6 separate regions of the Mus musculus genome follow, and regions 2, 3, 4, 5 and 6 are each linked to region 1. Evidence: chromatin contacts called from ENCODE POLR2A ChIA-PET data. All regions are on one chromosome and are shown on one strand. The core of a region is the stretch at or near the end of the contact, and the rest is flanking DNA. Distances in the headings are between cores, read along the strand shown. Region 1 holds the start of Rab5b (RAB5B, member RAS oncogene family). Region 2 holds the start of Pa2g4 (proliferation-associated 2G4). Region 3 holds the start of A430046D13Rik (Riken cDNA A430046D13 gene). Region 4 holds the start of Esyt1 (extended synaptotagmin-like protein 1). Region 5 holds the start of Cd63 (CD63 antigen). Region 6 holds the start of Zc3h10 (zinc finger CCCH type containing 10).

What was found. ChIA-PET counts read pairs that join two places held with the same protein, here RNA polymerase II (POLR2A).
Region 2: POLR2A ChIA-PET joins it to region 1 with 15 read pairs in Patski. The contact joins the promoter of Pa2g4 here to the promoter of Rab5b in region 1. POLR2A ChIA-PET finds 5 or more read pairs at or near these places in 3 of 5 experiments (Patski and embryonic stem cell).
Region 3: POLR2A ChIA-PET joins it to region 1 with 11 read pairs in embryonic stem cell. The contact joins the promoter of A430046D13Rik here to the promoter of Rab5b in region 1. POLR2A ChIA-PET finds 5 or more read pairs at or near these places in 3 of 5 experiments (Patski and embryonic stem cell).
Region 4: POLR2A ChIA-PET joins it to region 1 with 13 read pairs in embryonic stem cell. The contact joins the promoter of Esyt1 here to the promoter of Rab5b in region 1. POLR2A ChIA-PET finds 5 or more read pairs at or near these places in 5 of 5 experiments (Patski and embryonic stem cell).
Region 5: POLR2A ChIA-PET joins it to region 1 with 11 read pairs in embryonic stem cell. The contact joins the promoter of Cd63 here to the promoter of Rab5b in region 1. POLR2A ChIA-PET finds 5 or more read pairs at or near these places in 4 of 5 experiments (Patski and embryonic stem cell).
Region 6: POLR2A ChIA-PET joins it to region 1 with 12 read pairs in Patski. The contact joins the promoter of Zc3h10 here to the promoter of Rab5b in region 1. POLR2A ChIA-PET finds 5 or more read pairs at or near these places in 3 of 5 experiments (Patski and embryonic stem cell).

Annotation. Positions count from the first base shown.
Region 1 is chr10:128,694,835-128,698,513 of GRCm38, forward strand. Rab5b (RAB5B, member RAS oncogene family) reads right to left here and starts at 1,434. Exons shown (of 6, transcript NM_177411.4): 1 at 1,352-1,434. Cdk2 (cyclin-dependent kinase 2) reads right to left here. Exons shown (of 8, transcript NM_183417.3): 8 at 3,105-3,679. It also overlaps a transcript of Pmel not described here.
Region 2 is chr10:128,563,694-128,567,355 of GRCm38, forward strand. Pa2g4 (proliferation-associated 2G4) reads right to left here and starts at 2,241. Exons shown (of 12, transcript NM_011119.3): 1 at 2,047-2,241; 2 at 1-12. The coding sequence starts at 2,134.
Region 3 is chr10:128,497,650-128,501,177 of GRCm38, forward strand. It overlaps A430046D13Rik (Riken cDNA A430046D13 gene), which reads left to right and starts at 1,598. Exons shown (of 2, transcript NR_131151.1): 1 at 1,598-1,877. It overlaps Myl6b (myosin, light polypeptide 6B), which reads right to left and starts at 1,036. Exons shown (of 7, transcript NM_172259.1): 1 at 979-1,036.
Region 4 is chr10:128,524,489-128,527,833 of GRCm38, forward strand. It overlaps Esyt1 (extended synaptotagmin-like protein 1), which reads right to left and starts at 1,371. Exons shown (of 31, transcript NM_011843.2): 1 at 976-1,371. The coding sequence starts at 1,335.
Region 5 is chr10:128,907,777-128,911,619 of GRCm38, forward strand. Cd63 (CD63 antigen) reads left to right here and starts at 2,090. Exons shown (of 8, transcript NM_007653.3): 1 at 2,090-2,182; 2 at 2,619-2,695; 3 at 3,676-3,843. The coding sequence starts at 2,630.
Region 6 is chr10:128,545,579-128,549,315 of GRCm38, forward strand. Zc3h10 (zinc finger CCCH type containing 10) reads right to left here and starts at 2,168. Exons shown (of 3, transcript NM_134003.2): 1 at 2,116-2,168; 2 at 1,250-1,313. It overlaps Rpl41 (ribosomal protein L41), which reads right to left and starts at 3,590. Exons shown (of 4, transcript NM_018860.4): 1 at 3,510-3,590; 2 at 3,371-3,395; 3 at 3,080-3,102; 4 at 2,532-2,851. The coding sequence starts at 3,382. The coding sequence ends at 2,809.

The sequences.
Region 1 (3,679 bases), core at 184-2,683:
ACATATAATATAATTTAAAGACTTCTTCATTCTCTATAATCCATCTTTCTAAATACCTCAAGGTTTGACCTAAATAACTAATCTCACACACACACACACACACACACACGTTCCTGAATAAGTGGGCAAAGAAGAAAGGATGGTGCCAACCTTCTGGTAGCTAACCTCTCAATTCTTCCCCAAATCCCTTCAGGGATATCACCTCACAGTTCCTGGCGTGAATAGTCTGTCCCATTAACTATCTAGGAAATGCTCAAGTGCAAGTCTCACAGAAGTTTCAATAAACATGGTCCTTTTTTTTTTTTTTTTTTTTTTTTAATGGCTGGGGATTGCTTTGCCCCTTTCCATGCAAATGACAGAGTTCCTCAAATCTAGGTTAAATAAGCGTAGTCACCACAGATCACATTATGAAGTGGGAAAGACTGAGCAAAGCACTCCCAAATTTTCTTAGTTCTCTCACAGTAGATGAAATAGGAAAAACAACGAATACAATAGCAAACCTAAAGGAAACAGGAGTGCAGTCATGACTAGCTATGAGGTCAGGGTAAACTAAAGTGGTGTGTGTGTGTGGGGGGGGGGGGCTGGACGTAGAGCTGCCAGGCGCCATGGAATAATACATAATTTTACCTTTGTCTTCATTCCCTATTCCTGAAGTACCCCAAAACTTCAAATCACCACACCCAAGCACTAAAGGAACAGAAGAGTAAGGAACTTCCAAGATACTGAGCCTCCCCTCACCATCATTCCAGAAGTTCCCATTACTAATAGCAAACCGTTTCTACTTCCTTCCACTTTGGTCTTCTACATTCTTCATTGACTTCAGTGAGACCAAATCCCTCTCGGCAACACCAGTACCCCTAGTTCCCCTTTCAACAGTCACTTTCCCTGAAAAGAATGCCTCTCTCGGCTAAGAGCCCCAACAGTGGATGTCTCGGGAGACCCAGCCTCGGCTACCCTCGGGGCTGGGCGTAGCACTGTCCCCTCCACACCTCCAGCCAAATGGGCTGGCTTCCCCTCCCTCACTGCCTGGTCTCCGACCCCAGCTCCTCCCTCCTCACCGCGGTGCTCAGAGTCCCGAGGCCGGCCCTGGTCCTCACCGGCTCCGGGTCCCCGCGCCCGGCCCCCGAGCGGCCACCACAGCCAGAACCCAGCCGCCTCCCAACTAGAGGCTCGGCTCCCAGCCCTGCCGATCACCTCCTCAGCGCCCACTAGGCCTGTGGGACAGCCCCTTCGGCCCTCTCCAGGAGGTTCTGGAGCCCTGACGTCGGCCCGCCCCGCCTCTGCCACAGGCCAGGCGGCGCTCCTCTCGGGACCTCCGCCTCTGCCCTTGTGGGCTCCATCAGCTCGGTACCTGGGGCTCCGTATCCCCCGTCGGGCCCAAGCCTGTGTGGAACAGACAAACAGCTGCAGCTCAACCAAACTCCTACCCCCTTCGCCTCCTCCTCCTCCTCCTCCTCGCCGGGGCGGCTCCAGCCAATCGCAAGATCACCCGCCTACCGTGGTGGGTGGGCTATGTGAGCGTCCGCCCGCCAATCTTCTGGAGAAAGGCGGGCTCTGAGGGACTATCACCAACTAGCACAAGTGAGAGACTGGATTGGCGAGGCCGCAAGCCAATACCTACACGAGAAGCCTTGAAGATTGACGGGATAAGTAGCCATTAAAGAGAGAGCTCCTGGGAAAGGGGGCAGTGCATCACTGACAGGCATGTGCGTCAGCCAATAGAACCTCAACACCCGTGACACCCCTCCCCCGCCTCTCGACTCGTAAACATCTAATCAGGTGAGTGAAGAAGGCGGGTCAAAAGGAAATTTTAACCAGTATTGGGAAATTTCCGAATTTGACAGGCAGGCAAGGCTAGTGAAGAAGTGAAGAAGGCTTTTGGTCGGGTGTGGTGTGGCACTCCCAATCTCAGCACAGTGGATTGGGGTGGAGGCAGTTCTGAGTTTGAGGCTAACCCGGGATACTCAGTTTAACAAGACCTCAGTATAAGGGGGATGGGGAGGGGAGTAAACTGGGCTTGGTGGCCCACATGTTTAATCCTAGCAATCGGGAGGATCTCCATGAGTTCCAAGCTACACAACGATGTCCCCCCCCCAAAAAAACAAAAACAAAAAACAATGATACCAGCATTAACCTTCTCTTCTCCCCGTGCCCTGCTTTCTGTGTCAAATTAAGAAAGTAAAGACCCTGCTGGGCATGGTGGTGCACGCCTTTAATCCCAGCACTGGGAAGGCAGAGGCAAGGCGGATTTCTGAGTCTGGCCAGTCTGGTCTACAAAGTGAGTTCCAAGACAGCCAGGGCTACACAGAGAAACCCTGTCTCGAAAAACCAAAAAAAAAAAAAAAAAAAAAAAAAAAAAAAAAAAGTAAAGACCCAAAACCAGGAAATTAAACAACTTTTATCTTGTAAATTCTTTTTAGTGGCGCACTAGAGAACAGTAGTTTTGGGGTGAATTGCCATGACAACAGAAAGTGGTAGTCTGAAGACACTTTAGCCTCCTAAATATTTTCACATTGATATTTTCTGAATTGTTTGTAAATGTGAAAAAACATTTAGACAACTTTGCTGAGGATTTTTTTTTTTTTTCGGTACTGAGGATTGAACCTAGGGCCTAGAGGCAAGCTAGAGAAGCATACACTTCCGGTAGAAGACCCAAGGCCTGTTCCCAGTACCACTGCTCACAGCTGCCTGTAACTCTAGGAGAGATGATATGCCCTCTTCTGGCCTCTGCGGGCACTTGTGGCTCACATGCACACACAATTTCAAAACCAGACCAAACAAACAAAACTCTACACAAAATGGTGAACACTTCCTGGGAAATGGAGGGTTGAGACAAAGGCCCCTGAAGCCCACTCAAGTTGCTGCTAAAAGAAGGAATTGAAACAGTGTTCTGTATTGGTGTGCCTGTGTGAGTAGGGGAAAGTTGGAAGGAAGCTCTTCAGTTTCTCCATCCTTACAAACACCCCACTAAAGAGCATGGCAGGAGGGCCTGCATGTACAGAGATTAGGTGGACACATACTGCTTATTCACATTCAGAATATCACCCACACCATTTTTTCAGTAAAAAAATAAATGAAGGATAAATATGAAAGAGATTCACTCTACAGCTGAGAATATTTTCTTTTAATGAATTTACAAACTAAATTACAAATAATATTAACAGAACACTGGAGGACAGGGAGTGGGAGAAGAAAATCATAAAAGAAATATTTTCTTTTAACAATTACAAAATCCCAAAGTGCACATGGCAACAAATCCATCCACACTGACAAAAAAAAAAAAAAAAGGAAAAAGAAGAAACAACAACAAAACCACTAAAGTATCCAAACTACTTTAACTTGAAATATAAATATAATTGTTCACTCTTTTATAGAAAATTTCCCCCAATGACCTAACCAGGTCAAAGCCTTACAAAAGCATCAGCATTCTCAAATGATGTCTCCTGGCCTGCATCACTGCTCTCAGAGGAGGACGGCAATGAGGCCCTCTGACAACTCAAGAACTGAGCTTCCAAAAGGAAGGCTAGGAACCTGGCTCATTGGTGGTACATTTGCTTAGTGAGGGCAAAGTCCTGGGTGTAGCAGTCAGCACCAGAAAACAGTAAGATTGCTAAAAAGAGAAATTCAAGTGTCTTTCACCTTGCCCTGTGAACCACGATGAACAGACCAGAGTGACGTG
Region 2 (3,662 bases), core at 991-3,490, 130 kb before region 1:
ATCGAAGCACCCCTGGGAACAGGAGAAACCCATCAGCCCTGCATGCGTTCATCATGTGACCAGACCACAAACTGAATTTCGTTTCTCATACTCCCAACACTGTTCATTGTCCTAAGGTAGAGAGAGGAAAGGTTTATGTCCTGGAATAATCTACCCATGTTTAACGTCTGCGTTTTTGTTTTTGAGAAATACCCCTGACTGTCCTAGAATTCAGCGTAGACCTGCCTGCCTCTGTCTCCCCACACATGTGCTGGCACTGAAGGTGAGCCCACCACACCCTGCTCTACTTCCTACCTTCCCTTCCAAAAATAAGGTCAGCACCAGCTTCTCTCCTCTCCATGATTTGACACTTAGGCCTTAGGCCTCACACATCCCAAAGATGCTGTGGCAACCCACTCCACACACACAAACAGACCAAAAGACATTTATAGGCGTCGGGGACAATGGGGAGGTAGAGAACTGCTGAGTCAAAGTTGAAGCATTGTTAAATGTTACCTCCGTCCCTCCCCAGACACAAAGTAGTAATCATAATTTATGTGGCTGTATTTCCCCATGTCTAAGTATATAAGCCCAGGGGAATTAACCTAAGGTCTTAAAGATTCAGAGGGCTAAAACTTTACTTCCAGTATATCAAGATCACATGTAACCAGTTTCAAAACTATTATCTGAAGTTGCCTGTGGGGTTGGAGATTCTGTCTGATTCAAACCAACAGCAAATACTAAAACATCACCCCAAATAAGGTTATCATTTTGTGTATGTCTTTATGATCATGGGAATTCTAGGTTTGATGATTTCTTATGTGTTTTATTCTCTGGATTCCAGAGGAACTAAGATGTAACCAAAGACACCCTAAATACCTTCTTCCAAGTATTTTGTCAAGTCCATTCTAAAGGCCTAAGGCAGTTTTTTTTTTTTCCTCAAGACAGGGTTTCTCTGAAACTCAGAAATCCGCCTGCCTCTGCTCCCCAAGTGCTGGGATTAAAGGCGTGAGCCACCACTGCCAAGTCTAAGACAGTTTTTATCAAGTGAATTTTAATTTTTAAAATGTTAAAGAGCCGGGCATGGTTACACACACCTTTAATCCCAGCACTCTGGAACGCTGAGGTGGGCGGATCTCTCAGGCCAGCCTGGTCTAAGGGAGTACCAGGACAGCCAAAGCTACACAGAAAGCCCCAAAAATAAGGGGGTAAGGGAGGGAAAGAACTGGAAAGAGAAAACAGTAAAGTTATCTGTCCAAGTGGCAGACAACTGTTAGGAGAGTAAAGATCATTTAAGAAATGCTTATAATCCTAAAATCCGTGTCTCTCTCCACTTCTTTTCAGTATTATAGACAGGCTTGCCCAGCTGTCTAAGCAGAACCTCAAAACACTGTAGAGGCTCTAGGAACAAATATTAAAGGCCGCCTTCAAAAACCGGAGCAGTGGTCATACAGGAAAGCCAGGTTGTTTTAGAAGCTCCAGAAGTGTCTTCCAACGGCCCCTCGAGCTAGGTCAAGGGGCGAAGGGGGTCCCCACTAAGAAGACCTGAAGTAAAGACTTTAGCAAAGCACGTGGTGGGGAAGCACGGTAGGAGAGGAAGTGGGGAGCCATCGATCCGCACACAGGGACCTGGCAACACGTGCCGGCTCAGCTCCCGCGGGTCAAGAGCCGCGACTGGCAGAGGGGCGCTTCCGTCGCCAACAGCTGGCCGCTTCCTTTTCGAGGTGGCCTCACTGCTGCCAGTCGGGAGCATAGATCCGGACAGACCGAAGGGTATGGGCAGAAGACGACGCGCCTTGCCTCCTTACCAACCGCCCAGGGTCGGAGCATGCCTGGGCCCCTCTCTGTACTCCTCGCGGTCGCCGGCCCGCACCTCCACTCTCCAGCCCAGGCATGGCTGCTCAGTCCCCAGGGCGACACCAGATCTCCCCACCACGTCGCCCCCGGCAGTCGGCACGCGCCCCTCGGTGGCTCACTCGGCAAGACCCAGACGCCACAGCCCTCCGGAGAGAGCCCCAAACCTCTCCCTCTCAGCCTCGACTCCAAGACCCCCGAGGCCGCACTCACGGTTGGCGATGTCGCCCCCCATCTTATACTTGGTCACGACCAGGTCCTCGGCGATAGTTTGCTCCTGCTGCTCGTCTTCGCCCGACATCTTCCTACTGCTACTACTGCAGCTTCACTTTCCCTGAGCTGCGGCCTCCGTCTCCCTTCCCAGCCACAGGCTGTAGCTAGAGTCTCTTCGATCCGCGAGGAAAGCGCGAGCAAGCAAGGGAGCGGGAGGGCGGGCAGAGAGAGCGAGAAGCTGCGAGCGCGCGGGCTGAGGCGCAGGGCACACTGGGACAATGAGTCCTGCTGTCGGCCAGTTCCCAGCCGCCCTCGCGGGCTCTAGAACTACAATTCCCAGCCTGCTCCTCGCGCCCGTCCGCCAGGCCCTGGGAGGACTTGCCTTCCCAAGTCTGCGCACGCCGGAATCGCCGGGCACGCTGGGAAGAGTCTGGCCCCGGCGGGAAGGCGGAGCCGTTGGGGAGCTTGAGGGAAAGCGTGGTCTCTCCGGGAAAAACCTCTCATTCACGCCGACCCTGAGCTCGTAACAGCGAGGGGCGGGCCAAGCGGGGAGGGGTGGAGCTACAGGGAGAAAAGGGTTGAGAGGCCGCTGGGCAGGGTGGAACAGGGTGGAGCCTGGAGCCATAGGACTAGGGTCAGTGGGTGTGTGTGTACGTTTTGGGCGGTTGTCCCGTGCGCGTAGCCTTGGATTCCCCTGTCGGCCGGCGCGACCGGCCTGGCTGGTCAAATCCTCCAGTGCTGGGATAACCTCTGGGAGGGGCTGAGCGGAGGTGGAAGTCCTAGGGTGCTGGAAGCGAGCACTAACTGGACAGTCTGGGTGATTATACATGTACCATGGCCTGCTAATAGAAAAAGGCCAGACTTCCTACTAGACTAGAATAAAATAGCACTATTGTTCCAGCCGTGGTTTTTGATGGGGGCCATCTAAGGGAAACGTTTATGAGGGATTTGGTCACTCTTAAGAGTTCTGAATCGCCGGGATGAGGTGGCGCACGCAAAGGCAGGCAGATTTCTGAGTTGGAGGCCAGCCTGGTCTACAGAGTGAGTTCCAGGACAGCCAGGGCTATATGGAGAAACCCTGTCTCGAACAAAAAAAAAAAAGTTCTGCATCATTTCAAGTTTTCAGTACCCAACCTGTGTAGGAAAAAATAAAAACAACCCAAGGCTTGCTTGAGCTTTTTCATTTTCTCCCAACAATCAGGGGGTTAGGGTTTTGTTCCTAATTGTTTACACTTTTGTTCCTTTGTAGGGATCCCCAGTAAAAAACCCTTTAGTAGAAAGGACTAGAAATGCAAAGCCGGGCACTGGTGGTGCACGCCTTTAATCCCAGCATTTGAGAGGCAGAAGTAGTCGGATTTCTGAGTTCGAGGCCAGCCCGGTCTACAGAGTGAGTTCCAGGACAGCCAGGGCTACACAGAGAAACCCTGTCTCGAAAAAACAAACAAAAGAAAAAGACTAGAATGCAAACAGGGTCTGGAGAAATAACCTGGTTGGTATAACCTGGTATCCTTGCAGAGGGAAGGGAGTTCCCAGAACATTACAGTCACCTGTAACTCTTAGCACTGTGTAGTTGGCCTCTGTGGGCATTGCACTCACGTGCACATAACACCATTCCC
Region 3 (3,528 bases), core at 348-2,847, 200 kb before region 1:
CAGAATAGGGATTGTTAACCTCCAGGGTGAAGATAGGATGTTTGCCAGTGATTCTGAGATAGGAGCTAAGGGGAGAAAGAAGAAAACTAAAGTAGAAAAACAAACAAAAACTTGCATTAGTTTTAGACCGTGGGAAAGCCCAAGCAAAGCAAGGGCTTGGGGTGGAGTCGGGGTAGAGGGGTGGGGGGCTGGTATCAGGTGGGAAGTTTTAAAATCTGTTCTGGAAACAGTAAAAGGTGAGAGGAGGCCTTTGCACTCCCTTCTGTCTTTTCCCGTATCCTTAGAACTTGTAATCCCTGGGCCCCCACCTACCCCCAACCTTAAACTATGCACAGTAACTCGAGCGTGTTATTACCCACTGACTTCTATACCTAATGTTGGTTTAGGGGTTCCAGTGTAGGCAAGGCTTAACATCTGTCACACATAATTCCAAAGAAGGAACATTTTTCAACAAGACAATGTTATTCAAATCAAACAAAAGGCTATAATGCCTAGTGAGCATGGAGGGAACACACACACACACACACACATGGAGGGGGCCCTGGGAGACAAAGAGCCCCCTAATAACCCAAAAGGTTACAGGACCTCCAAAGGAGTTCATAGGTATCCACACGGACACACCATTGGTCAGGATCACATCAAAAACCTTAGCTGAGCTTTGAGTCACAAACCTTGCTGGAAGCGCTGATGAAGGGAAAAGATGATGTTTGGGAGCTAGGAGGTTCTGGCTACTCTGTTCTTGGATAAAGAAGAATTACATGGCATTCTGAGAGACTGGTCATTCCACTTAGGCCCTGGAGTTCGCAGAGTAGCAGTGGGTCTCCCATTTGCAAAAGGGCGTCAGAATCTTTTTACTGCAAATTGTCCCATTTTTGGAAAATAAAGAATCCTTCCTAAACAAAACGCCCGTTTCCCTCACTTTCACTCACTCCTAAGCCCTAGAGAGGAAAAAGACCCTCCCAGCCCCTCAAAACTCACCTTGCCGGGTCCGAGGAAGGGGCAGGTGGGGGGCGGGACTCAGGGCAGCTCCTGTCCCTGAAGGGTTAAGTGCGGCTGCCGCAGAGCATGCTGGGAGTCGTAGTCCGCGAGCACCCGCAGGCTCACAGGAAACCTTTTCCCAGCCGTGAGAGTTGGTGGTGACTTCCGGCCCCTGGTGACAGTTGGTGACTCAGGTCCTGAGGCGTGCGCCGGTTCCGGAATTGAAAGGGCCTGAGCTGTCCCCACCCATGACCCTGCGGCTGCAGACCCACAGACGCCCGCAAGGCTAGGGGCGGGGCCGGCCCGGGCGGTGGGAGGGGCCGGGCGGTGGGCGGGGCGGCAGCGGGGGCTTCCTCAGGCTGTTAGCTGCGGAATGGTGTAACTTGGCAGAGTTTTGCGTTTTATTTATTTATTTATTTATTTATTTATTTATTTATTTATTTATTTCACATTTGATAGTGGTCGAAAGACTGACTGAAGTAGATGTTAAGATTTACAATTTAGCCTGGCCATCTGCTTCCACTCTCCTCCTTGTGGAGGCGTCTGCTGAGGCCGCCAATGCACCGCGGTCTCCCCCCCCCGAGATACCCAACAAATGCAACGCTGGGCTCTGCAGTCCTTCTTTACCTTTCCGACACCATTGCCCAGCCTGAGTATTTGCACTTTCTCCCTGGAGTTTAGCAAATGTCTGAGTGCAGAGAGGGAACCGGCCCACCGTCCCGAAACAGACGAATAAATAACTCTGGCGGCGCGCCTCATACTAGAGCTTGTGCAAGCAAGTGGACCAGAAATAGCTCAGGGTAGAAGACTCCCAGCGGCGCCATAGGAAGAATGAGGCACAAGCCAATTTTGTACCCTGAAACGGACATTCCCCGGCTGGAAAAAGCTTGAGTAAAAAGGTCTGTACGGGTGCAAGGGATGTAGCACAGTTGGTTGCACAAAGCTCTGGGTCCCAGCACTCAGGAGGTGGAGACAGGAAGAATCAGATGTCTTTGGGACGTAGGGACTTCGGGCCAGCCTGAGCTACATAAGATCCAGTTTCAGAGCAGAAAGGGAAGGGACGCCTGAGAGCTTGTCTTAAACTAGAAAGCAAGAACAAGAAAGCAGTCTTGGTGATAACACAAATGTAATCCCAAGTCGGGGGGTGAGGGGGGGGGGGGGACAAACGAGCCTGGGCTATACAGTGAGACTCAAAACAACAGTGAATAAGGGCTGAAGTTAGAGCTGGCTGGCAGAACAATTGTCTACAACCGTTCAGGTTCTGGGTTCAGTCTCCATCACCATTAAAAAGGATTCCCACCCCCCCTGGTTTGTTTGTTTGTTTGTTTGTTTTGTTTTTTGTTTTTTTGGTTTTTTGAGACAGGGTTTCTCTGTATAGCCATGGCTGTCCTGGAACTCACTTTGTAGACCAGGCTGGCCTCGAACTCAGAAATCCACCTGCCTCTGCCTCCCGAGTGCTGGGATTAAAGGTATGTGCCACCATGCCTGGCTGTGTTTTATCTTAATAGATATGTGGTCCGGTGTGACTTTTTTGTTTACGTTTTTCAATGGCCTCAGTCTGCTGCTGCACTGGCTAGCCTGCCCTGCCTCCCTGTTACTCTGTGTTCTAAGGTTCTTGGGGTCTAACCCAGAGCTTTCTGCATGCCAGGCAAGCGCTCTACCCTCGTAGCCCTGAAAGGAAAGAAGTGGTGATAATCACACAGCAGTGTATCACTTCAGAAACTTGAATAATTGTGGGTTCACCCTATACAACTAGATTTTGTGTTTGTTTTATTTTTATTTTGAGACAAGGTTTCTCTGCATAGGCTTGGCTGTTGACTTTTGTCTTTTTTATCTATTTTATTGAGAGTTCTTATACTATTCTCTCCCTTCTAACCCTCCCCCCCGCCCCAATACAACATGAGGTAGGAGAGAAAGGCTACAGAGGAAAGAGGACGAAGACCTCCACAGGCTTCTTCCTTGGTTAGGTTGTGGTGTTCCCAGGGGCAAGTCAGCATCCCAGCAACAGCAAGGGGAGCAGCTGCCGTAGGCCTTCTAGGGGCCCTTGTATTAATATCCTCTCCAGAGTCTCTAGAATTAAACTATCTGCAGATGGCAAAACCATGCCCCTCTTGGAGCACAAGACAATCATAGTGGCTGAGGACAAACTGAAGAAGCCCCATATCCCACACTTGGGCTTAAAACAAAAGCACATAACATGAGGGGGTTTTAAAGAAACCAGAACTCTCAGTACACCCACCTGTCCTGGGCTCGCTCTGTAGACCAGGCTGGCCTCAAATTCCCTCAGAGAACCAGGCCAGCCACAAACTTAGAGACCTGCCTGCCTCTGCCTCCCGAGTGTGGGGATTAAAGGCGTGCGCCACCACTGCCCAGCTGGACATTAACTTTCTTTTTCTTTTTTTTTCTTAAGATTTATTTATTTATTTATTATATGTGAGTACACTGTCACTGTCTTCAGACACTCCAGAAGAGGGAGTCAGATCCCATTACAGATGGTTGTGAGCCACCATATGGTTGCTGGGATTTGAACTCAGGACCTTTGGAAGAGCA
Region 4 (3,345 bases), core at 121-2,620, 170 kb before region 1:
TACACGGAGGTAGGGAGGTGTTGGGTTAATTCCAAGGATAAAGAGTAGCAATAACAGTTGCTACTTAGGGCACATGAAACCGTTTCTTCTTCTTTTCTCTCCAGGGAATGGCAAGTGTGACTGGTGTCTGCCTCTCTCTACCTGTCACCTCTAAGTGAGAAGAGTAGGGAGGGTACCCCAAAGGGGTTGGTAACCCGCTCAGCTTAGCAAGGTCAGAGGGAGGCATCTTTTCAGCCCAGGAGACAGGGTATAGTAATGAGGGCCTGGGTCGGCTGAGCAAACGAGCGAGCGAAGGCTGCTCACAGTCCGGAAAAGGGTGGGGCCGCCCTGGGTACGAGTAAAAAGGAGCAGCGGGAACTACAGCTGCCGCACTACCCTCTTCCCAGAACCTCCTCCTCCCTTAGCCCAGCAGCCCGGCTGGCTTGAGGCTGGAAGGCGACCGCGATAGGTCATTTCCAGGTGCTGGGACTCAGCGGAACAATGCTTGCAGGGCTGGGTCTCAGCGGGTACCTAGAGACAAGGCAGGAAACGGAAAACCCTAATGCCCTGAAGTAGATAAAAAGCCTTGAAAGCGCTAGCAAAGGCGGGGGAACCTCTGAGCCATCGCGGGGTGGGGGGTGGAGGGATCCCCAGAGGCAGCGCGGCAAAGGCGCGAGTGGCACCAGAAGTCAGGAGGAGCGAGCATTCTACACGCTTGGCTGGGAGCGGCAGCTCAGATGTACTGCTGTAGTCCGAGGAGACGGAGGAAGAAGTCCCGATTCCGTGGAAGGATCCGCTCTGCGGCAAGGGTGGGCGGGGAGAGTGGGTGGCCGCGTCCAGGAGTGGTGCGTCCCAGCACACAAGCGCTAACGGGACGATGCAAAGTCTGGGGGCCCGCTGTCCTAGGTGGGGGAGCTGACTTTGTAGGGTGGGAGAGCCCCAAGTTGAGGGGCTAGGAAGAGCTATACTGCACCAAGGGCTGAAGTGGTAACTCACCCAGGCAGGTAGTTCCCGGTGGCTCATATAAAGCGTCTCTGCGGTGATCCGCTCCTCGTCATCCAGCAGCTGCCTCGCTGCCCTCAGGCTCCGTTCTTTCCCATCGCGGACCCGGCGCCAGCCCAAGTACAGGGCGAGGCCGAAAAGCACGAAACCTACGCTAAGACCCGCTGCCCCTGCCAGGTACACCGGCACCAGCACCAACAAGCGGCGCCCGAAGGAAGTCAGCACCGCCAGGGCCTCGCTCGCCGCACCTGGGCCGGCAGGTGGGACCCCGGAGCCCCCGTCCCGCGTGGAGTCCGTGGCAGGGGGCTGCCCTGACGGCTCGGGGCTGGCGCCCTCTTCAGGGGAGTGCTCCATGGGGCAGCTTCTGGGAGTGCCCGCCCGAGCAGCTGCAGGCAGCTCAGTGTCTGGTCCAGCTCCCCCCCAGTAATATATGGTGCTCCCCCCGGGACCTCAAGCCCCGCCCCGCCCCTGCCTGTTGGGGCAGCGCCGCGTAGACTTGGGAAGCTAGAGAGGACTTGGGATGGCAGGGCCTCCGTGATTGGACCAGAGGGTCAAGATGGGAGGGTTGGATGGCGGGAAAAGGGGGGGAAAGAAACCAAAAGACAGTATTTGACTGGTCACGGAGAGAACGGGGCGTAGCGTCCCACTTAAGAGGCGGGAGCAGCTGCTCCTCCCACGTGGGATTGGAGCGCCTGTGGAGTTACGTCATGCAGAGCCGCTACTCTAATTACTGAGTTCAGAGTGAGCTAGAGTTGAGGGTGTATCTCTCCACACGTTCAAATGGTTTGGCAGGGTTTGGTCTGAATCTTAAATATTCTTTGTCAACTTTCCCAGCGTTTGATACTCAGAGAACGTTCGTTTTTGCCTCTAAGAATATTCTTTGAGTTTTTACTGGCTGCCCTTGCGAAACGTTAGGGAAATTAGACCGATTTAGAACGAAAGTCTAGGATGACCGACCCTGTCTAGCGGCCCTGTCTGTGCTGTCCTCAGTCCCCCTATCTTGTCCGTGAAAAGGAACAAGTCAGCGACAGCTGGGGCGTGATGAACATTAGAGTTCTAATACTCCAGTCTTGAAGAAGTGGGGTGAGGGGAGGAGATCGGTAGATAAGTGAGATTTTGTTTCTTTTTAGAATCCAGAGTTAGTCATCTCTATCATAGAGGGCCGATTAAGATTATAGTCAGGGAGGGGCGGTGTTCAACGGCAGCAGTAATTATTACATTTTGCAATAGTTTCCTGATGCTGACCAAAATCAGGTCGGGGAGGAAAAGGTCTGTTTGACTTACACTTCCATATCATAGTCCATCATTGAAGGGAGTCCAGGCAGGAACTGAAACCGGGCTGGAACCTGGAGGCAAGAGCTGATGCAGAGGCCATGGGGGGCGGGGGACGGGGTGCTGCTCACTGGCTTGCTAAACCGGCTTTCTTTCTTTCTTTCTTTCTTTCTTTCTTTCTTTAAGATTTATTTATTATATGTAAGTACACTGTAGCTGTCTTCAGACACCCCAGAAGAGGGAGTCAGATCTTGTTACGGATGGTTGTGAGCCACCATGTGGTTGCTGGGATTTGAACTCCGGACCTTCGGAAGAGCAGTCGGGTGCTCTTACCCACTGAGCCATCTCACCAGCCCCCGGCTTTCTTATAGAACCTAGGACCAGCAGCCCAGGGATGGCCCCCGCCAACCATGGGCTGGGCCCTTCCCTATCAATTAAGGAAATGTTCTACATAGAGGTTTGCCTACAGATCTTATGGAGGCTTCGTCTCAATCAACGTTCCTTCCTCTCAGACGACCCTAGACTATGTCAAGTTGATATAAAACTAGCCAGCACCCTTGGGAACATCTAGGACACTAAAATGAAGAATTCTGACAGACGGGATGGTACATAGCTGTAATCCCAGCATTTTGGAGGCTAAGGCAGCCTGAGATAAATAGCAGAAACAAAATAAAACAAAACAAAAGGAGGCAGGGGTTGGGGGATACAGAAAGGAGGGGAGGAGGAAGGAACAGGCTAGGAAGACAGCTCTGTTTATATAGCCCAAGCATGACGACCTAAATTCATTCCCCAGCAACCACAAGCAAAAGGCCTTTGCTCCACAAGCTTAGTGACCTGAGTTTAGATCTCTGCCATCCCGTCTGTAAAATCCAGATATGGTAGCTCACTGCTAGCAAGACACACACTCTCTCTCTTTCTCTCTCTCTGTCTCTCTCTCTGTCTCTCTCTGTCTCTCTGTCTCTCTGTCTCTCTCTCTCTCTCTCTCTCTCTCTCTCAAAAGATTAAGTGGGGCTGGAGAGATGCTTCAGTGGTTAAGAGCACTGACTGCTCTTCCGAAGGTCCTGAGTTCAATTTCCAGCAACCACATGGTGG
Region 5 (3,843 bases), core at 840-3,339, 210 kb after region 1:
TGGTACTGATTTATTATTCGATTATTTACTCATATTTGGAGACAAGGACTAATTCCTTAGACTGGCCTCAAACTCCTTAGGTAGCCAAGGATGATCTTGAATTCATGAGACTTATGCCTCTACCTCATGAGTTCTGGAATAATAAGCACATACCACAACCATGCCTGGTTCATGAGGTGCTAAGAATACAAGCCCAGGCTGTCTGCATATTAAGCAAGCACTTTACCAACTGAACTACGTCCTCAGCTCAGGTTTATTCTTGTTTTTTTTGAGATGGGGTCTCGAGTCGTAGCTCATTCTGGCCTTGAACTTTGAATGACCAAGGGATCCTCCCGTTTCAGTCTCCCAAATGCTATACTTATAGGTGTATACCACTGATTTTGTTTTGGTTGGATTGAGACAAGGTGTTGTTGTGTAGCCCAGGATGGCCTGTAACCTTCAGCCATCCTGCCTTCACCTCCATAGTGCTGGGAAGGACAGGCCTCACCATCATGCCTAGACTTCTTTGTAGCCTGGGAACTGAGCCTGAGTTCGTGACACATGCTCTACCATAGATCTGCATGCATTTCCATTCGCCATTTTGAACTATAGTCTCACTAGCACTGGGTATACAGCTTAGCTGGTAGAGTGCTTGCCTAGTAGGCACAAAATCCTGGGTCTGGTGCCAGAACTGCATAAACTAGATGCACTTGTGCACACCGGTGGTGCCAGCACTTGTGGAGGCAAAATGACCTGCAGTTCAGGGTTATCCTCAGCTACATATGGAATTCCAGGCCAGCCTGGGCTACATGAGACCCTGATTCCAAAGAGATAGGTGTGTGTGTGTGTGGTGTCTCACTAAACTGTCCAGAGTGGCTTTGAATTTTTGATTTTCTTGTGCCAGGTGTGGTGTCATGGACTTTTAGTGTCTGGAGGCTGAGGCAGGCAGATCTCTGAGTTTGAGGCCAGCCTGGTCTACAGATAGAGTTCCAGGGCAGCCGGGTCTACACAGAGAAACCCTATCGAGAGAGAGAGAGAGAGAGAGAGAGAGAGAGAGAGAGAGAGAGAGAGAGAATATGAAAGTGCTGGGATTACATATGTGTGCCACCAGCTGGCCTTTGTTTTAATTGTTTCTTTATATACAGTCCCTTCCCTTCAGATTCAGTAAGCAACTCAAGGCAGAAGGAGCTGCGGAGAAAAGGACAAAGTTCAGGTTAGGAGTGTAAGGCCGGTCGGTCCTATCTGAGCTTTTTACAACAGTTCCTTCTGTGAACCACCAGCGGCACACGGGAGAAAGGTATTTCTAACTCTCGCCTTTACCTGGTTTTGCCATCTCTGATGAAAAGAGGAATAAGATACGGAAGTCCATGCTATTGCCTCGCCGGCCTTAGTGTCCTTTCTCACATCTCCATTAACCACTGGCTAATCCAGGAGCAAGGGAGCTCTAAGGCTTTGTTAATCTTTTCCCAGGAGGGCCCAGGCTCTGACGTGTTATGATTGACGCATGGAAACGGGGTTCTAGACAAGGGCTTCCTCAAAGGGTTTTCTCAGCTCAGGAGTTCTAGAAAATGGAGAAGCTGGGGCCATAAAACCCTAGTCCAGAATGTTGGGAGACTTCTAGGATGGGAAGCTAGGGGCTTTCTGGAAGTGTTTATTCTGACTTCACCCAGTGCCACTCAACCCACACCTTCTGCGGGTGGCTCGGGAATGGGGCGGGGGGCAGGGCCTTGAACAAGGACGGAGAGGGAGCTGCGTGGTGGGTACTCGGTGGGTTGAGGTCTGCAGATGACCGTTTTGATACTTTGGCTCAGTTCTGTCTTTGGGCAACTCTGAGCCGCCGTGCGTCCTCTGGACTCTGACTCGCCTACTCCTGAACCAGAGAGAACCAGACGGCGCCTGGGTTGCAGAGGGCTCCGGGAACCCTGAGGTCCGGCTCCTGGCTCGAGCCTTCCAGGCAGCGGCCACGTGGCCTTGTCCTGGCGGGGGGCTCACCTCCCCCTGCTAGCCTGGTGACTCAGGCCGCAGCTGTTCCCGTGTCACATGAGAGAGAGAGGGAGGGAGGGAAGAAGGCGGCCACCCTGCGGGGGAGGGGGGCGGCCGGAGCCGGGGCGGGGCCGTGCAGCAGGCGGGGCGCGGGCAGGGGGCACGGGAGACGGCGGCTGAGCCGCGGCAGGAGAGTACTGAGAAGCGTCGGGGAGCGCAGGTGAGCCGGGCCCGGGGACCCGGGGGACGTCCGTGGGGGCAACTTTGCCTCGAAGTTCGCGGGGCGCCATCCGCGCCGCACCCGAGGGGAGGCTCGCGCCCAGGGGCTGGCGAGGGTCTCGGGTCGCGGCCTGTCGGGATCGGGGATCGGGAATCGGCGCTGTGCAGCGGCGGGCGGAGATCTACCTGGAGTCCGGCCGCGCCCTCCGTGCGTCCCGGGATCCCGAGATCCCGAGGCCCCGCTGCGTGGCGCGCCCCAGTCCGGCCGGCGAGCGGGGAGGGCTGGGAGACGTGGGTCTGACCGCGGGTTTCTGGGTGGGAGGGCAGCGATGGGGGCCGCGCAGGGAAGGCTGCGAAGGCCGGCGGGGAGCTGCGGATGTGGCGGCCCCTCGGCCTGCTCTACCTGCTCTAATCCTTGGTGTTCTCCGCGGCCCCAGGCCCAACAGCCATGGCGGTGGAAGGAGGAATGAAGTGTGTCAAGTTTTTGCTCTACGTTCTCCTGCTGGCCTTCTGCGTGAGTAGTGCGGGGAGAGCGACGGGGCGCCCGGGCGGGGTGCGGGGGGGGGAGTCTTGGAGCGGGAGCCGTGAAGGGTGAGGGACCCAGAGATGAAGGCAGCTGGAGGCCAGATGTGGAAGGAAAGCCCAGGGAAAAGGGCCAAAGGCAGAACGTGTCCGCGCTACCTCCCTTCCCCATCCCCCACGCGCAGCTTTCCGGGACCTCTGAGTAAAGTTTGGACCGAGAATTGCCATCCTAGACGGGGAGCACCCCCAACCAACCCCCTCCTGGCCCTTCCTGTCTGGTGACCCAACCATTCGTGGTACGGGGTGGTGGGGCAACCTGCCAACGGTCTGATGGTATCGCCAAGGGGCTGTCTCCACTCCTCACACCGTTGATTCCTCTCCATTCTCTTAGCCCTCTCATTTACTTGGGGGTAGGAAAGGCTCTGCCCTCCTTCATTTGCTCCTCCCTGTGTGTTCTGAAAGGGGCCACTCTTTTTTTGTTTGTTTGTTTTTCGAGACAGGGTTTCTCTGTATAGCCCTGGCTGTCCTGGACCTCATTTTGTAGACCAGGCTGACCTCGAACTCAGAAATCCGCCTGCCTCTGCCTCCCGAGTGCTGGGATTAAAGGCGTGCGCCACCACGCCCGGCCCGAAAGGGGCCACTCTTACCCCCTCCTCCGCCCTAGCCTAGCTGGCCCTAGGACCTGAGTCACTGGAGTGAGGGGGTAGTTCTGGGAGAGACTCTAGCTGGGAGTCCATAGAAAGTAACCCATATCCTGTGCCGAAGCGCTGTTTAAAGGCAGCATGACACCTCCCGATTCCCTTCTCCTTGTGTGCCTTAAACAACTTCCCAGCCTTCATTGTGGGGCAAGGATGGGCAGACCTTGTCTACAGCCAGTGTTTCCTGGAGGTGTAGGATCTATCTTCTGGGTGGGGGTCGGGTGCGAGGGCTACTGGACTGAGGATCTGACCTAACTCTCGCCTTTTTCCTCAGGCCTGTGCAGTGGGATTGATCGCCATTGGTGTAGCGGTTCAGGTTGTCTTGAAGCAGGCCATTACCCATGAGACTACTGCTGGCTCGCTGTTGCCTGTGGTCATCATTGCAGTGGGTGCCTTCCTCTTCCTGGTGGCCTTTGTGGGCTGCTGTGGGGCCTGCAAGGAG
Region 6 (3,737 bases), core at 918-3,417, 150 kb before region 1:
AAAGCTCCCTCTCTCCTGACCATACAGTGGGCAGGCTTCTGGGGCAATGGCTTTGGGAGATGGAGAATCCAAGGAGAATTCTAGCTAGCCCGGCTGACTTGCCAGAAGTCCCGCCCAGGCCCTTATGCACCTGGTCTTGTTTGGAGTGATTCACACTTGCCTGGCTAACACAGGAGGGAGAGAGCTGGGATGAAGCCACTTCATCTTACTAATGATGCTCAGCCAAGGAGGGGGAGGGAAGGGGAGAGTGTTAGATTTTTACCTTCTCTCATTTAAGTTGTGAGGGAGAAACTAAAACAGGTGTTGGTGTGTGAACAGACTGACACTGGAAAGAGTGCTCTAACACGGGCTGCTTAGCTTTGAGAACTCATGGAAGAAGGAACACCAGAAACAGAACTTCCCTTAATCCCTCTTCTACGTAAACTCAGCTCAAGTCTCCATGTATTTTAGAAATCCCTGGTTAAACAAAACAAAACAAAACAAAACTGGTGTCACTAGCTACAGGGTAACCCTGAAACCTGTCCATCTCCCAGTGTGTTCCACACACAAACACCCTCATTTCATGGAAAGACGTTCTGAGCTGAACTTTCTACTTTTAGATCCCCAGGACGAACTGTTCGAAGGACAAGGTGGAAAGGAGTTACTTTCATAGGAACGGTGACCTTTCTTTCCCCATTCCCCACCCCACTCCATGAAAATCCCACTGATATCAAACCATAGCACTCCTTACCCCATAAAAATCCTCTTTATTTATAGACTCTATAAAAGCTTTTTAAGTCTCCTGTTTCTCAAGAGAGCTCTGGAATGTCAGTCCACTGCCCTAATTCTAGCCCTCCCTTCTCTCTAACCCTGGGAGTCTAAGACTGGGAGTCCCTGCTACCACGTGTCTAATCTTTTAAATGTTCCCTGAGTAGGACTCAGGCTCCCCCTACTGTTCAAATAAGAGAAGTTCCTAGTTTCCGTTTGGGAATAAAGATACCTTTCTTGATTTCCCGTTTCCTTGACTTCCTTGACTTTGCTAGAATAACTAACCAGATTAGAAGTCAGAGATGCACAGGAATACACAAGATGGGAAAAGGAGCCCCAGAATATAAGAAACAACTGGTAAGAAACAAGCCCTTAAAAGATCATAAATGACGATCAGGTGAAGACTAAATGCCTTCAAAGCCTGACCAATGTTTCAAGTCCCACTAGAAGCAGATAACTGGATATGATAGCCTTCCTCACCCCAATATCCCAGAATTAATACCTGAGGTAGCTCAGGTGAAGTCCGGGGCTCCCGTGAGTCTCCACCTCCACATCACTGCTGGGTTCTGAACAAGAAACAAAAAAACAAAAAACGGAGATTTGAGTAGAACAAGGGAAAAACGTGAAAGGGATATGATGTGGTTTTCATACACTGGAATGAATTCTGACAAAAAGCTAAGAGCTTTGTGGCTTTTAGGCTCCCTTAAGAGGTCAAAGTGAACGTCACCTATCACAAGGAGAAGTCCCTATTAAGAAGGATAAGGGCTAGAACCGACCAATAAAAATTGGGAAGCTGAACTAAAAAACAAAACAGTTCCTGGTGAGGAAGGTTAGCGGAGCTTTACCTCAAGATGAGAAGGATATGGGGTTCAGAATCCGATCTAGGGTTGGAGTTCGGAACGCCAGCCAAACCTGAAAGCTGGACAAGGGCAACAACTGACTAGTGTCAGTGGGAAGGCGAGACTAGACTCGGGGGCGGTGATTACGACCATCCCCCAACACCCTAGAGTTCACGAAAAGTCCTACGAGTTTCCCTGGAAGTCTTCTGGCTTGGCCGGCTCCGCGATGCGGTGCCAGCACTCAGCGGTGGACCAGGTGACTGGGACACTGAGGAAGTGAAAGGGGAGGGGGGCTCGGGGTGACATCAGGCGGAGGGATGGGCAGGGCTGTGACGTCACGGGGCTGGCGTTTGCTTGGGAAGCGAGGTCAGTGAGAAAAGGGGCTCTGTCCTGGGTAACGAGGAAGAGCCAGGTCGGTTCCGGGGGGTTTGGGGGAGGCTCGTGTGGCCGGGCAGAACCCAGTCGCTGGGCCATCCCCGACTCCTCCCCTCCGGGCGCGGCCTCCACCTAAGTCTCCCGCCTCCCTCACCTGCCGCCGCCGCCGTAGTTGCTGCTGCCGCCTGCCGGTCCTCTAGCTTCGACAAAGAGCCGCCCACCCTACGGTTCTTCCGCTTCCTGCGGAAGAAAGAGACGCTCTAGCTACCAGACCCGGAAACACACTCTATGGTCCAACTTGCGTGCTAGTAGGCGCAGGAAGCTCCCAACAAGCCTTGCGCATCACCATGGTAACAGGACTCCGCCGGACCCGGAACTCCGCTCAGCGTCAGGTTCTACGCAGTGGTACCCCCAAAACGTAGGAGTGGCGCTGTGAACGCACCAACTCTGTAACTTAACCTCGGGCGCACACTCAACCGGCTCCAGCCAGATCAAACACCCAAACTATGTCGCCTATACAGAAACACACTCGAGTCCCCACCCCAAGGAACCGCAAAAAAACACGTAACAGCAGTTTGATTCTTCAGCTGACTGCAAGAGGGTTTATTGTACACGAGCTACACTTGGCCACAAGAGAACAGAGCTAGTCCAGAGTGCCGGGGGTCCAGGGCAGAGGGACTGTTTTGGTTGTAAGAAAGGCGGTCATTTCTCCAGGCGATCGCGGCGAGGTGACGTTCCAGGTCTACTGAGACTCATTACCGATGGCAGCACACAGTCCGATAGCTTGTCCCGGCCCTCAGCATCCCTCACTTCTGCTCCTGCAGGCGTCGTAGGTGCACGGGCTGGCTTACTTGGACCTCTGCCTCATCTTTCTTCTCTTGCGCTTCAGCCTGGAATGGAAGGCACACAAACCTGAGTTTTTTTTTTTTCCTTTGCACATCTATCAATACGTACACTTAGTGCACGAGTACAAGAGACGATGAGATTAACAAGCACCAGCTCTGCTGTACTGGGCGGCGACTCCTGCTTCCTTCCCGCCAGATATTTTCTTCCAACCAAATATCCCACACCGAGCTTGCCCCCACTGCCCCAAGGTAGTCTTGAAAAATTAAACGTACCTGCGCATTCTCTTCTTCCGCCACTAAAAAAACCCGATCATGTGAGGAGACAAAAAAGAATGTTAGAGACAGGCTTGTGCAAGGCCATGAAACTGCTCAGAACACAGGGCTTGACAAAGGACACCGGTTCAGTTTTAGAGCCGAATCCCTCATTTTCCCACCCCATCTTTTCTTCAGCAAGAATTTTAAGCCTCTCCCTGACTGCGAACACCCGAGGCAAACCGTCTGGAAGCCCGCAGAGGAACCATGGCGGGGACTAGGTGCCCGATTCACCACCTAAGAGCCGCTCACCTTCGCTCTCATGGCGCAGGAGTCTCTAGAGAGAAAGAGGGAAAAATGCCGTTAGCCCGCTGTGATGATAGTGAATGTGGAGGTCGGATGTTAACGGATTGCACTGGAAACCCGAACGCCAGAAAACCCCGCGACTAACCAAGGAAGATGGCGCTAAGACCGAGAGGGCGGAGAGGGAGGCCTACTGCTATTTAATGGCGTGCTCGGTGTCGTCACTTCCGAGCCGGCCCGTGTGTCGTCCCTTAGGGCGGGGCTGCTCGAGACAGCGACTTCCGGCTGCCTTACTAGAGTGCGTGTTATCAAGCCCCACCTTTCCGTCTATTTTAAGGATATTGTATTATTTCAACACCAGCACCTGTTTCCAGTA